Regions from separate parts of the Homo sapiens genome. Here regions 1, 3 and 4 are each linked to region 2. The links are chromatin contacts, found by Hi-C or POLR2A ChIA-PET in ENCODE. All regions are on one chromosome and are shown on one strand. The core of a region is the stretch at or near the end of the contact, and the rest is flanking DNA. Distances in the headings are between cores, read along the strand shown. Region 1 holds the start of ZCCHC24 (zinc finger CCHC-type containing 24). Region 2 overlaps ZMIZ1 (zinc finger MIZ-type containing 1). Region 3 overlaps ZMIZ1-AS1 (ZMIZ1 antisense RNA 1). Region 4 overlaps ZMIZ1-AS1 (ZMIZ1 antisense RNA 1).

Region 1 (2,732 bases), core at 180-2,679, 250 kb before region 2:
TGGGTGGCGGGGAAGAGCTGTCCTTTATGGAATATCTTCCGCTTACCAAACCCAAGCTGGGAAGCACACAAATGTCCCCGGCGGCGGGAGGATGACTGCTCCCATTTTACAGAGGAGAAAACAGGCTTGCTCGCAGAGGTTAGGCGTCATGCAGAGGTCATTCCGCTGGACGGTGGCCAAGCTGGCACTCCAACGCTGGGCGGAATGGCTCCAGAGCCAGACTGAAAGTGGGAGAGGTGACTCGGTCCCAGCCAGGCGGTGAGTTCCTCTGGGCTAGGTCCCCGGTGCTGGCGCAGCAAAGACCACCCGGAGAAAGAGACGGTGAAGGCCCCGGGGCTTCCTGGGGCGTCAGGCGGAGGCGGAGGCGGGGGCGGGGCTCCCTCCAGGCAGTCTTGGACTAGCTGAGTTGTCCCAGCGAGATGGGTGACAGCCGCTTTCCCGAGCTCCCCCGGCCCAGGCTGGTGTCCTGGCGACTCGCCAAGGCACCGGGGCGGGCTAGGGCTGGAGCCGGGGTGGAGGAAGAGGGTCGAGAAGCGAGGCGGGCCCAGAGCAGAAATAGGAGAAGGGGGGGGGGAGGGGGCGGGGAGTCTTTCCTGGGGCAGGAACCCGGGCCCCCCTTGGCGCAGCCGGCCCGCAAAGTGATTCTGCAGATGGAAGGAATTAAGTAGGAGGGGGAGGGTCCGATGGTGATAGCGAGAGGAGGGAGTTAGAAGTGTGTGCGTCTGTGTACACGCGTCTGAGAGAGGAGCGGGAGAGACAGGGAGAAACATCAGACCAGACGGAAATAGAAGAAAGGAGACAAGAAGAGTGAGAGAAAGAGAAGGACATACACACACACACACACACACACACACACACGGAGGGCGCCACATACAAGGACGACGGACACAGGAGACTAGTACTAGTCTAAGAGAGAGAGAAAGAAGGAGTATGAGAAAGGAGGGAAAATAGGAAAGGAAAAGTGAGTGAAAAACAATTGCAGAGGATTTGGAAAGAACGAGACAAGAGCGCTGACGACAGAGGGAGACGAAATTGATTAGGCCGGGGCTGCACTGAGCTCCCGGCAGCTCGGGGAGCTGGGTTGGCCGGGCTGGGACGAGGTGGGGCTTGGGCGGGGCCTCGCATGGGCGGGCCCGCGCCGTGCTGCATATGCAGATGAGCCTCACTCCCCTCTCTCCCCACCCCTGACGGTTCATATTCAACGAGACAGCCAATGCAGGGCGAGGACAGTGCCAGGCGGGGCAGGGAGTGGGCGGCGGGGCATCGTGGACCCCACCCCCGGAGCCGCCGCTGGAGGGGTCAGCCGCGAGGCAGATAGCGGATCGCCGGGCGGGGCGGGACGCAGTGGGCGGGGCGGAGGGGCGGGGCCAAAAGTTTCCTGCCCAACTTTCGCTGCCTCCTTCCACCGCCTGCGCGCGCCGGGGCCGCAGTCGGGGGGAGGCGGCGGCAGCGGCAGCGGCTGCGGGCAGCGCGCGGGGCGCAGGGCGCGGGGCGATCACCGTCGGGGCTCGGGAGGCGGGCAGTGGGCACAGGCTCCCCGGTGCCCGCCCCTCCGCTGCGGAGGGGGGCCGCGAGCGGGCGGCCGGGGAGGGGCCGGCACCGCCGCCACAAAATGAGCCTGCTGTCGGCCATCGACACGAGCGCCGCCTCGGTGTACCAGCCCGCCCAGCTGCTCAACTGGGTCTACCTGTCGCTGCAGGACACGCACCAGGCTAGCGCCTTCGATGCCTTCCGGCCCGAGCCGACCGCCGGCGCCGCACCCCCGGAGCTGGCCTTCGGCAAGGGCCGCCCCGAGCAGCTGGGCTCGCCCCTGCACTCCAGCTATCTCAACAGCTTCTTCCAGCTGCAGCGCGGAGAGGTGGGTGCCCCCGCGCGCCCCCGCCCACCGCCCCACCGCCCCACCGCCCCACCGTGGCGGGCCGTTCCCTGTCTGACCCGCTCTTCCTGGCCTGGCGCGGCCCGGCTCCGCATTGCCGGGCCCGGCTTGGCTTGGCTTCGTTCAACTCTGCCAAACTCGCCGCCCGAAGTCCCCGGGGTGCCGGGTGCGCGTCACCTCCCGGCTGAGCCCGGGCTGGAGCAATGCAGGCCGGGGCGGAGCTCTCCCGCCCCCTCTCCCTGCCAGGGCAGCCCTGCTCCAAAGGGGTTGGGGGAGGGAGTTGAGGAGGGGTTGTCTCCGGATTTTCTTCAGACAGCTGGGGTGCGGCCTGGGCGGGGAGCCCCTTCGAAGTGTCCTTCTCACGCCCAACCTTATCCTCGTCCTGGCCACCGCGGGCTGGGACCGAGAGTGCAGATTCTGCTCGGAGCTCCTCTGGAAGGGCCTAAAATCTTTTCTCCGACCTCTGCGGTTCCCGACCCGAAAGGCACCCTGGAGAGCAGTGACTGCCCAGAGGGCTTCTCCTGCTGTTCTCACTCGGGGACCCCAGATACGTCCTCCAGCTGCTCGCCCTCCCCCAGCCACATAGGAAGTGGTTTCTGAGGGCTTGACCCCACAGACTGCGCTGTCCCCAGCCCTCCCAGCCTCGAAGGAAATGAAAGGGAAATCCTCTTGAGCTCTTGGGAGGGGGGCTAGAAAGGGGGGGGGAGAGGTTCCAGCTGCCCAGCGCCTTCTGCAGAAACCTGGGCCGGCTGTGTTGCAAAGTCTGCCTGTTTGGTGGATTCAGTTACAAAGTTGACTGGGCAGCGCCTCTTTGCCAGCAAGATAAATACACAGATCGCCACCACCTCCCAGCCCT
Region 2 (2,700 bases), core at 37-2,536:
CAAGTCAGTGACCCATAAGGGTCTACCTCTCAAGAGGAACTTTCTCCTGACATTGTGTCCGGGGGCAGAGCCCGGTGGGCCTTGATAAATGCTTGTTGCCTGGAAGCCCCAAGCAGGCACAGGAGCTTAGATCCACCCAGCTGGCGACCACAGGGCTCAGAGGCAGTTCTTTTCTGTTTAGTCATAGCGGGGGCCCAGGTCCTGCTTTAAGAAGTTAACAGCAAACTGGGAGATGGGACTGTCCACCTTCGGGCTGGCCCCACGTGGGGTCACGGGCAGTCTTGTCTGGAGGCCGGCGGCTGGACTGAACTGGCTTCTGGACAGAAAGATTCCTGGAATATTAAGGGCCGAAGGTGCTTTCAGGTCCCCTATCTACCCGCTCTGCCTCAACTGGTTTTACTCTGAGGAGCCTGGGGCCCATCAGTGTTTTGTTCAAGGCCAAGGGGCACTGGGCTGGGTCCAGGTCCCAGGGGGGCTTTGCTCCCAGGCAGGGCTGCAGCTCACAGGAACCGAGGGGTGAGTGTCTGGGCTTGCAACACCTGTGAGACCCAAGGGTGGGTAGATGGATGGCAGGAGGGACATCGCAGACCACAGGGACAGCGCTGTGTCCTGTGTTTCTTAATAAAAGAACAAATGGCTAGCGGATTATGGAGGCACCTACAGGTGAGGTGACATTTTTAAACTGTTGAGGTCAATGATGGAGAACTGCGGTTACTAACCCCAGGAATGGAGGAGATGGAGGCTCCAGTCTCTGGAGTAAAAGGGTCAAAGGCCTAGAGAGCAAAGGGTCTCAGGCATAAAGAGAGGAAGGGTGCGCTGAGGGAGGCATGCAAGAGACAGCTTGTTGAGGGGCAGGCTGGGATCTTCCATTTGTTCTACACCTGCTATGTTCAGGCACCAGGCCAGGCCCTATGCAGTGCTAATTTTCTTCATCCTTAAAAGGCTCAGAGAGGTGAAGCAAATTGCCCAAGGTGACACAGCCGGAAAGCTGCTGGGCTGAGATTCAAACCCTCTACCTTTCCAGCTGTTAATGTGCTGTTCTTTGCACTCCCCATGACTGGCAGTCAGAGCTTCCTGGTAGTCCCCACCTCCGGCTGTGACTGGGCCCCAGGAGATGACCTTCTTGTTCCACCCAACCTGCCCAAATCCAGTCACTTACATCACTGGGCTCCCTGCACACCGGCCACCTTTGGGAGGTGACACGCACCTGGTGGCCAGCAGAGGTCGCCCTTCGCCACAAGAGCGCCACTCAGCTGGGCCGCTGCCTCCGCCTCCGGGCTCCTGGACTCCTTTAAGCCTTTACAAGTCGCTACAAATCCTCCGTGGCTGCAGCTCTATAGCCGGAGAGGCCGGGCTCCCGCCCAACAGATCACTGTCGGCCTGGCCCCAGGTGCACCCGTGGCCTCAGCCCTTCCTACTGCCCCTGAATGGGGGGTGAGACCAAGCAGGCTACCCCCATCCCGGCTCAGGACCCCCGCCATGTCTCCTGGTCAGAGCAGCCAGGAGCCATGCAAAGCTAATCAGCATGGGGGATCAGGACCCTGCTTTGCTGAGTGAATAGGGCAGAGAGCTGGACCTCCATTTCGCTGTCTGCAAAGCACAGGATCGGGCTGGCCAGCCTTTGGCAGCCTGTCAAATACCAGCCTCTTAGGATTCCCTGTGAGGAGCTCCGGCTGTTCAGAAAACACCATCCCCACAAGAGGAGAATGCCTGCTTTTGAAGCTGCAAAGCCTGTCCCAAGGCAGGTCCATGGGGAGGCTGAAGGCCCGGCAGCCCCGGGAGCTGTTCTTCCAGGGCAGCCCAAGGCCAAGACGCTGCCCCTTTCACAGCTCTGTGCTTCTTCTTGCACCTTACGCTTGGCTGGGCTTAGTTGGGCAAATGGAAGTTTTTGGATGGTAACATGGGGTCAGCTCGGTCTTCCCAACTCCCGTGGGACGTCTTTCGGGACCAAGCTTCCATTTACACTTCTCACCACCCAGCAGAGCGAGGGTGTCTATGCTTAGCGGCGCCTGGTGCAGAAGACTAGTTCAAGAAAAGTTAGCGGCTATTATGTATAGAGGGCTGCTTGGAGGATAGAACGTTGAGAGCTGAAAAGGCCTGGGAACACCTGCCTCATGCCCTCATGCAGCAGGGTGGGAAGCGGAGGTGGGGAGAGGAAGAGGACACGGAGGGCATCGTGAGCAGAGCTGGGCTGGAGCCCCTCTGACAGGTCCAAATAGAGCCCTGGATATCTCTGGGCTGCCAAGTCAGCAAGGAGAGAAGCATCTCAACGGTCTCAACGGCTGGGGGAGGCAAACAGCCCTCAGGGGGCTCCTCACTGGACACAGGGATGAGGTGCTTCTAGCTGCCCCACAGAAATGTGGAGCTCCACAGGCAGCTAGCTCCCAAGGGTGGCAGCCAACCGAACAGTCAGCTGTCCCAACACAAGTGTTTTATTTCCCACCTTTGAGGCCTCACTAGTTCATCAGTCCACATAATGCACACGCACCCAGAGAGAGGCGTCTGCACAGCACACGTGTGCATAGGCACATACACATGTGACCCCTTGCATACTTCACAGCAGGTATGTGCACATGCTGGATGCCAACACAGATGCACTTGAGCACACACATCTCATGACAGCTTGCACAGGCAAGTGGGGGTCCCCGGGGAGCTGTGTGAGCAGTGGTGTGCAGAAATGATTCAATCACCATGCACATC
Region 3 (2,852 bases), core at 353-2,852, 150 kb after region 2:
ATCCACTTTCAGAGCCCCATCTTGGGGGCTTTTAGTTTCTGGGAAAAGTCTATCTTTTTTTGTTTTTTTGAGACGGAATCTGGAGTCTGCCTCTGTCGCCCAGGCTGGAGTGCAGTGGTGAGATCTTGGCTCACTGCAACCTCTGCCTCCTGGGTTCAAGCAATTCTCCTGCCTCAGCCTCCTGAGTAGCTGGGATTACAGGCGTCCGCCACCATGCCCAGCTAATTTTCTTGTGTTTTTAGTAGAGACAGAGTTTCACCATGTTGGCCAGGCTGGTCTCGAACTCCTGACCTCATGATCTGCTTGCCTGGCCTCCCAAAGTGCTGGGATTACAGGCGTGAGCCACTGCGCCGAGCCAGCAAAGTCTATCTTTATTTGCGGGAGGGGGGGGGCGGAAACTTGTTTGTTGGGTTTTTCTTTTTTATGTGTTTGTTTTTGGTGCAAATTGTTTGGCAGTGGACACGGCCAGAGGAATTCAGAGAGTGGAGACAGTGGATTTAGAAATTCAACTGAGAGGCCCTGGAAGTCCATTTGGGGCCTGCCATCTAGCTGATGCTCAGCACAGGGCTTGGCGTCGCGTGCCCTACCACCTGGCCTCCCAGGCTTTGCCCAATCTGTGGCTTCCCCTGGAATGTAGTTCTCTGCTCTTCTCTGCTGATCAGACCCCTCCCCTCAGGTCCAGGCCCTTGGGACCACTCTCTCCAAGTCTCCTCCCCTGCCCCAGCGCCTCTATCTGTTCCCACTCTGGTCCCAATTTGTAATACCTGCTCATGCAGCCTGCCTGTCCCAGAAGCAGCCTGGGTTCACCAGGACAGGTGTCTGTCCTGTCCCACCAGTCAGGCTCAAAGTCTGTCCAGGAAGGCAAGTCCGACCCTCAGTCCTGGAGGGGGCCATGCAGTGAGCTGGCAAAGACCTGTACAGGCTCATCCAGGAAGTCTCGGCCCAGAGGCTGAAGGGTGGCCAACCAGCACAGTTTGCCCAGGAACGAGGTAGGGGAGGGGCGGGGGGCGGTTTCCTGGGATGCGGGACTTTCAGTGCTAAGCTGGAATGCCCTGTTCACCCTAGCTGAAGCCACTTGCTCAGAGCCGCACAGCAAGCCCACCACCCTGAACCTCCAGATTACCAACTCAGCATTGTGTCCTGACAGTGTCATCATAGATGGTCAACACCGTCACCTGGGCAGCACTGAAGCCCAGAGCGGGAGAGACTGGCTCAAGACCATGGGTAAGTCAGCAGCAAAGCTGGGGAAAGGAAACCACCAACCTGAGAGCCCCTGGCTGGTTCCCAAATCCAGGCCCTTACTTCTCTTCCCCACCATCCAGGGTGGGGGGCAGACACCCAGTGAAATGGCCTGCCCCAAAGGAGGGGAGCCTTGCCGAGCCACCCCAGGCCACCTCAGACCCACACCCCCAGCTCAGCGGTTGGAGGGGCTGAGGAGGGGCTGAGCCGCCACCCCCTCCCCACCCCAGTGCCAGGGCCCCAGCCTTGCAGCGCTTGTCCCCAGCCCAGATGAGCAGGGCGCCCTTATCAGATCTCCGTTTCTGTTTCTCTCCTCTGGCTGCTTCTGCCTGGCCCTGCCCCCAACCCCGGTGGCCTTTTCCTCTCTGAAGTGATGTTCCTTTTCCTGTCACCAACACACACAGCACACAGAGAAGTTTGTTTCTGTTGCTTTAAAAAAGTTTCCTTCTGGGGAGGAGGGCAAGGGGTTGTTTACTGGGCCTGCAAAGCCTCACCGTGGGTGTGGGCATGGGTGTGGCATGGGTGTGGGTGGCAACTGGGTCCCTGCTGGATTTGGGGTTGGTGGAGGCTGCACCCACGACCCTGGGCCTCTGGATCCTGTGCAAAAGCCAGGAACGTGGAAGGAAAACCTCCTGTGCACCCTGCTCAGGGCTGGGCTGGTTCACCCACCGTCCAGCCACACTCCTGCAGAAACCTGGGAGGTCAGGGGTTTTGTTTTCCATTTTCCACAGGAGACAGCTGAGGCTCGGCCAAGGTTGCCAGGGTCCAAGCCTATGGATTTGTGGTCTGGGCTCTGCCAGTGGCATGGCACTGTCTTCAAAGCTCCCACCCTACCATTTTTCTTACCCACACAGGGCAGGCTCGACCCAGCTAAGGAACACAGCTTCCTGAAGCATCTGTCCTGGGCCGTTGGCCCTTCTGTGGACAGGGCTTGAGCTCTGTAGGCTGGATTTGAATTTCAAGTCCTCCTGCTGTGTGACCTTGAACAAGTTACTTAGCCTCTCTGAGCATCAAATGGCTTAACTATCAAATAAGAAGCACAGAGAAGTCCCCAAGAGCCAGTAGACTCTGGAGGCTGTGAGACCGGGGACTGGGGCTCCTGCATCCTTAATGAAGGTTTCAGTCTTGAGTCGCGTCTGGGAGACCTGCTGAAGCAATGGGGAGCTACTGTAGGTGGGTAAACAAGGGAGAGTGTGATGGAGGCCATGTTCTAAAAGGATTCTATAGGCAGCAGAAGGGAGGAGGGCTCAGGGGAGAGGTGGAGGAGCTGCAGGGGAGAGGTGGAGGCTGGGAGGCCAACAAAGGAGGCTTTGACTTCCTTTTCAGAAAAATAAGGCCACCCACCTCCCACCAGGAGCAAGAGTCATGGAGGGAGACTGTCTCAGCTGGCCTGGCCTGGCTCCTGCCCAGGACAGAGATCCCGGCCCCTGGACTCCTCCAGCAGCCCAGTGTAGGGGAGGAGTGCCTTCCTCCCCATGCCCAGGGTAGCCCCTTGTCTGAGAGTGGTGGTTGTGGCAGGCCCTGCTGAGAACTGCAGTTTCATTTCCCACTGACCTCCACCCACTGGACTCTCCCAGGCTCTTGTTTCAAGCTGCCTAGTGCTAACCCCAGCC
Region 4 (2,761 bases), core at 10-2,509, 190 kb after region 2:
TTGCTATGCCTTTGCATAAGGTTAAGTGAAGGACTCTGGAGCCAGCCTCCTGGGCTCAATTCCCATCTCTGCCATATATAAATTTGGTGACTTAGACAAGAGACTTGACCTTTTTGTGCCTGAATTTCCTCACCTGTAAGTGCAGGTTACAGTCGTACCTACTGCATAGGTTTATTGTGAGGAACAAATGAGTCAACGCATGGAAAGTTCTTATTCTGGTTTCAGCACGTAGACTGGGCTCCTAGTTTGCTGTCATTAGCACATCTCCATGAATCCTTACAAACCCTAAGTGGATGCGCCTGGCTTGATGACAGACAGCACAGTGGCCAAAGGTTTGCATACCAGCCAGTCACCCATGCATAGATCTGGTGCTCAACCTATAGCAGGACCCGGGAACATTAAATTTCCTGAGCCTGAATTTCCTCCTCTGTAAAATGCCAATCATAATAATAATAGCAGCTGCTTCTTAGGATTACTGTTCTGATGACATAAGTTCATACCCATAAAGTAGGTCACAAAGTGCCCGGCACAAAGCAAGCTCTTAATAAAGCAAAGTATCGACACTCCCATTTGACAGATGGGAAACAAAGTCTCAGCGAGGGGAAGGGACTTACCCACCAGAGGTAGTCATTAAACTCAGTTTCATCTGAGTGCAAAGCCAAGGCATGCTCCTCTCTAGCCCCGCTCCACCGCCCATGGACAGGGGTCATGTTCAGACCTTCTCAGGCCCTGAAGCCCTCTCTTCAAGGGCTCATAATTGGAAAACCTTGACCACCCTCCTCCTGACCCAGCACACTTATTAGCTAGTTGAACCCGGGTGAATTGAAGTTGCCAAAGGCACCCTGTCTTCCAGGAAACAGGGCCAGCCAAGGCCACTCTGCTGACCTTGGTGGGTGTGACAGGTCCCTGGGTAATCAATCCCCTTTATGACCAAGGCCACCAATTTTCTCCCTCTTTGATTCCCTCTCCTGAAGCCTGGTGCATCCACTCAGCACCTGGTTAGGAAGCTAGGCCAATTTTCCTCCCTTTTGATTTCATTCTGCTCCTGTCTGGCTGCCCAGCCACATGGAGAGTTTGTCAAATGGAATTTCTGTCTCTTGCGGCCGCCCTGCCCTCTGCAGAGTGCTGAACGGGCAGGCAGGATCACCCGGCTCAGTGCCGCAGACATCACTCTCTTGTGATAAGGGCCAGTGCGCACCCTTGAAGGAGGAGCCTGTCATTCTTCACAGTCACCAGGCAGCTGGCGGGTAAGGCCACCTCGCAGACTCAGAGTGGGGGCACAGGATGGCAGCAGACAGCGGGGGCGGCTGGCAGCAGTCCCTTGAGCCCACAGGCTTGGGAGGAGGCAGCTTTGGGTCCCACAAAGGGCAGGGCATAGGGTTGCTGGAATAACAGAGGTCCCTGCCGCTGCTCATCCACATGGCCCAGCATCAGCACGAGATACTACTGGAATGAGGCAGCTCAAACTCAACTCTCGGCTGCCACCAATGCTTTTTTTTTTTTTTTTTTTTTTTTTTTTGAGAAGGAGTCTCGCTCTGTTGCCCAGGCTGGAGTGAAATGGCACGATCTCGGCTCACTGCAGCCTCCGCCTCCTGGGTTCAAGCAATTCTCCTGCCTCAGCCTCCTGAGTAGCTGGGATTACAGGCCCCTGCCACAATGCCTGGCTGATTTTTGTACTTTTAGTAGAGACGGGGTTTCACTATGTTGGCCACGCTGATCTCAAACTCCTGACCTCAGGTGATCTACCCGCCTCGGCCTCCCAAAGTGCTGGGATTACAGGCGTGAGCTGCTGTACCCGGCCAGCTGCACCATTGCTAATAACCATTAAGTCACATTTCATCACACGTAGGTGCCAAACTTGAGGCTTTTGAAATATGCCTGTGTATTCTTTGACATGCCTCCCCTTGAATGTGGGCTGGACTTAGTGACTTGACTTGCTGTCTCCCCTTCTCCAGGCAAGGGGGGAACCCCAGGCATCATAGAAATAACAGCAATCCTTGCTGCTATTCCCCAAACCCCTACTGTAGGCCAGGGACTGGGCTAGGTGGCTACCTGTGGCCTGTTAGTGACTCATTTGATCCTCAACCCCACCAGTGGGGTAGCTGATATTATTAACATCCCCATCTCAAAGATGAGGAAACTGAGGCGCAGAAAGGTTAGCAAATCACTCATGGCATCAGCTTGTAAGTCACAAAGCCAGGGTTGAGCCTCCGTGGCTTGGCCCCAGGGCTTTTCTTAGCCACTGTAATACCCAGTCACAAGGACACTCCCTGCGGGGCAACTGATTGTGCAGCTGAGAGGAGCCAGTGGAGGAGAAAAAGCTAAGAGGTTCCTGAAGGGTGGAGGGTCAACCTCTTTTCTGGAGGAGGATGAGGAAAGCCTTGACTGAGAGATAGGGAGGACTGGGGAGGTCACAGAGGGACCTGTGGGCACAGGGTCTCTGGAAGCTGCCCTGGGAATTCTTGGCTGAACTGTGTGCAATAGAAATCTTTTTTCTTTCTTTCTTTCTTTCTTTCTTTCCTTTTTTTTTTTCCTTTTTCTTGAGACAGGGTCTCTGTCACCCAGGCTGAGTGCAGTGGTGTTATCAAACTCACTGCAGCCTCAATCTCCCAGGCTCAAGCAATCCTCCCACCTCAGCCTCCCAAGGAGCTGGGACTACAGGCATGCATCACCATGCCCAGCTAATTTTTTTGACTTTTTGTAGAGATTAGGTCTTGCTATGTTGCTCAGGCTGGTCTTGAACTCCTGGACTCAACTGATC

What was found. Hi-C counts contacts between places; a loop is a spot of excess contacts on that map. ChIA-PET counts read pairs that join two places held with the same protein, here RNA polymerase II (POLR2A). Pooled maps may share reads with other maps.
Region 1: a pooled map shows a loop between it and region 2 (2.5-fold over the local background). The contact joins the promoter of ZCCHC24 here to the enhancer-like site in region 2. A Hi-C loop is called at or near these places in 1 of 50 pooled maps. POLR2A ChIA-PET finds 5 or more read pairs at or near these places in 2 of 52 experiments (GM12878 and SK-N-SH).
Region 3: a map of PC-3 shows a loop between it and region 2 (3-fold over the local background). The contact joins two enhancer-like sites. A Hi-C loop is called at or near these places in 1 of 168 maps with a recorded cell type or tissue (PC-3), 1 of 37 single-sample maps with no recorded cell type and 5 of 50 pooled maps. POLR2A ChIA-PET finds 5 or more read pairs at or near these places in 1 of 52 experiments (HepG2).
Region 4: a loop to region 2 is called in a pooled map, with 2.0 times the contacts of the local background. The contact joins two enhancer-like sites. A Hi-C loop is called at or near these places in 2 of 168 maps with a recorded cell type or tissue (B cell and PC-3) and 2 of 50 pooled maps. POLR2A ChIA-PET finds 5 or more read pairs at or near these places in 1 of 52 experiments (A549).

What each region holds. Positions count from the first base shown.
Region 1 is chr10:79,444,321-79,447,052 of GRCh38, reverse strand. It overlaps ZCCHC24 (zinc finger CCHC-type containing 24), which reads left to right and starts at 1,429. Exons shown (of 4, transcript NM_153367.4): 1 at 1,429-1,858. The coding sequence starts at 1,613. It overlaps LOC105378383 (a long non-coding RNA gene), which reads right to left and starts at 812. Exons shown (of 4, transcript XR_946104.4): 1 at 1-812. RefSeq lists silencers at 997-1,506, 1,517-1,576.
Region 2 is chr10:79,194,142-79,196,841 of GRCh38, reverse strand. The region is part of intron 4 of ZMIZ1 (zinc finger MIZ-type containing 1); the gene reads right to left. Among named protein-coding and RNA genes, the nearest start is that of ZMIZ1, 130 kb to the right of the region's middle. RefSeq lists an enhancer at 948-1,037. Within about 2 kb of position 1,286, at least 23 of the 41 ENCODE cell types and tissues checked have a DNase peak (open chromatin) inside an H3K27ac peak, as active enhancers do.
Region 3 is chr10:79,047,146-79,049,997 of GRCh38, reverse strand. ZMIZ1-AS1 (ZMIZ1 antisense RNA 1) reads left to right here. Exons shown (of 10, transcript NR_024431.2): 5 at 1,066-1,224. Among named protein-coding and RNA genes, the nearest start is that of ZMIZ1-AS1, 19 kb to the left of the region's middle. RefSeq lists enhancers at 454-1,136, 1,572-1,631, 1,744-2,852. Within about 2 kb of position 1,602, at least 12 of the 41 ENCODE cell types and tissues checked have a DNase peak (open chromatin) inside an H3K27ac peak, as active enhancers do.
Region 4 is chr10:79,002,025-79,004,785 of GRCh38, reverse strand. All of the region lies in intron 5 of ZMIZ1-AS1 (ZMIZ1 antisense RNA 1), which reads left to right. Among named protein-coding and RNA genes, the nearest start is that of ZMIZ1-AS1, 64 kb to the left of the region's middle. Within about 2 kb of position 1,259, at least 7 of the 41 ENCODE cell types and tissues checked have a DNase peak (open chromatin) inside an H3K27ac peak, as active enhancers do.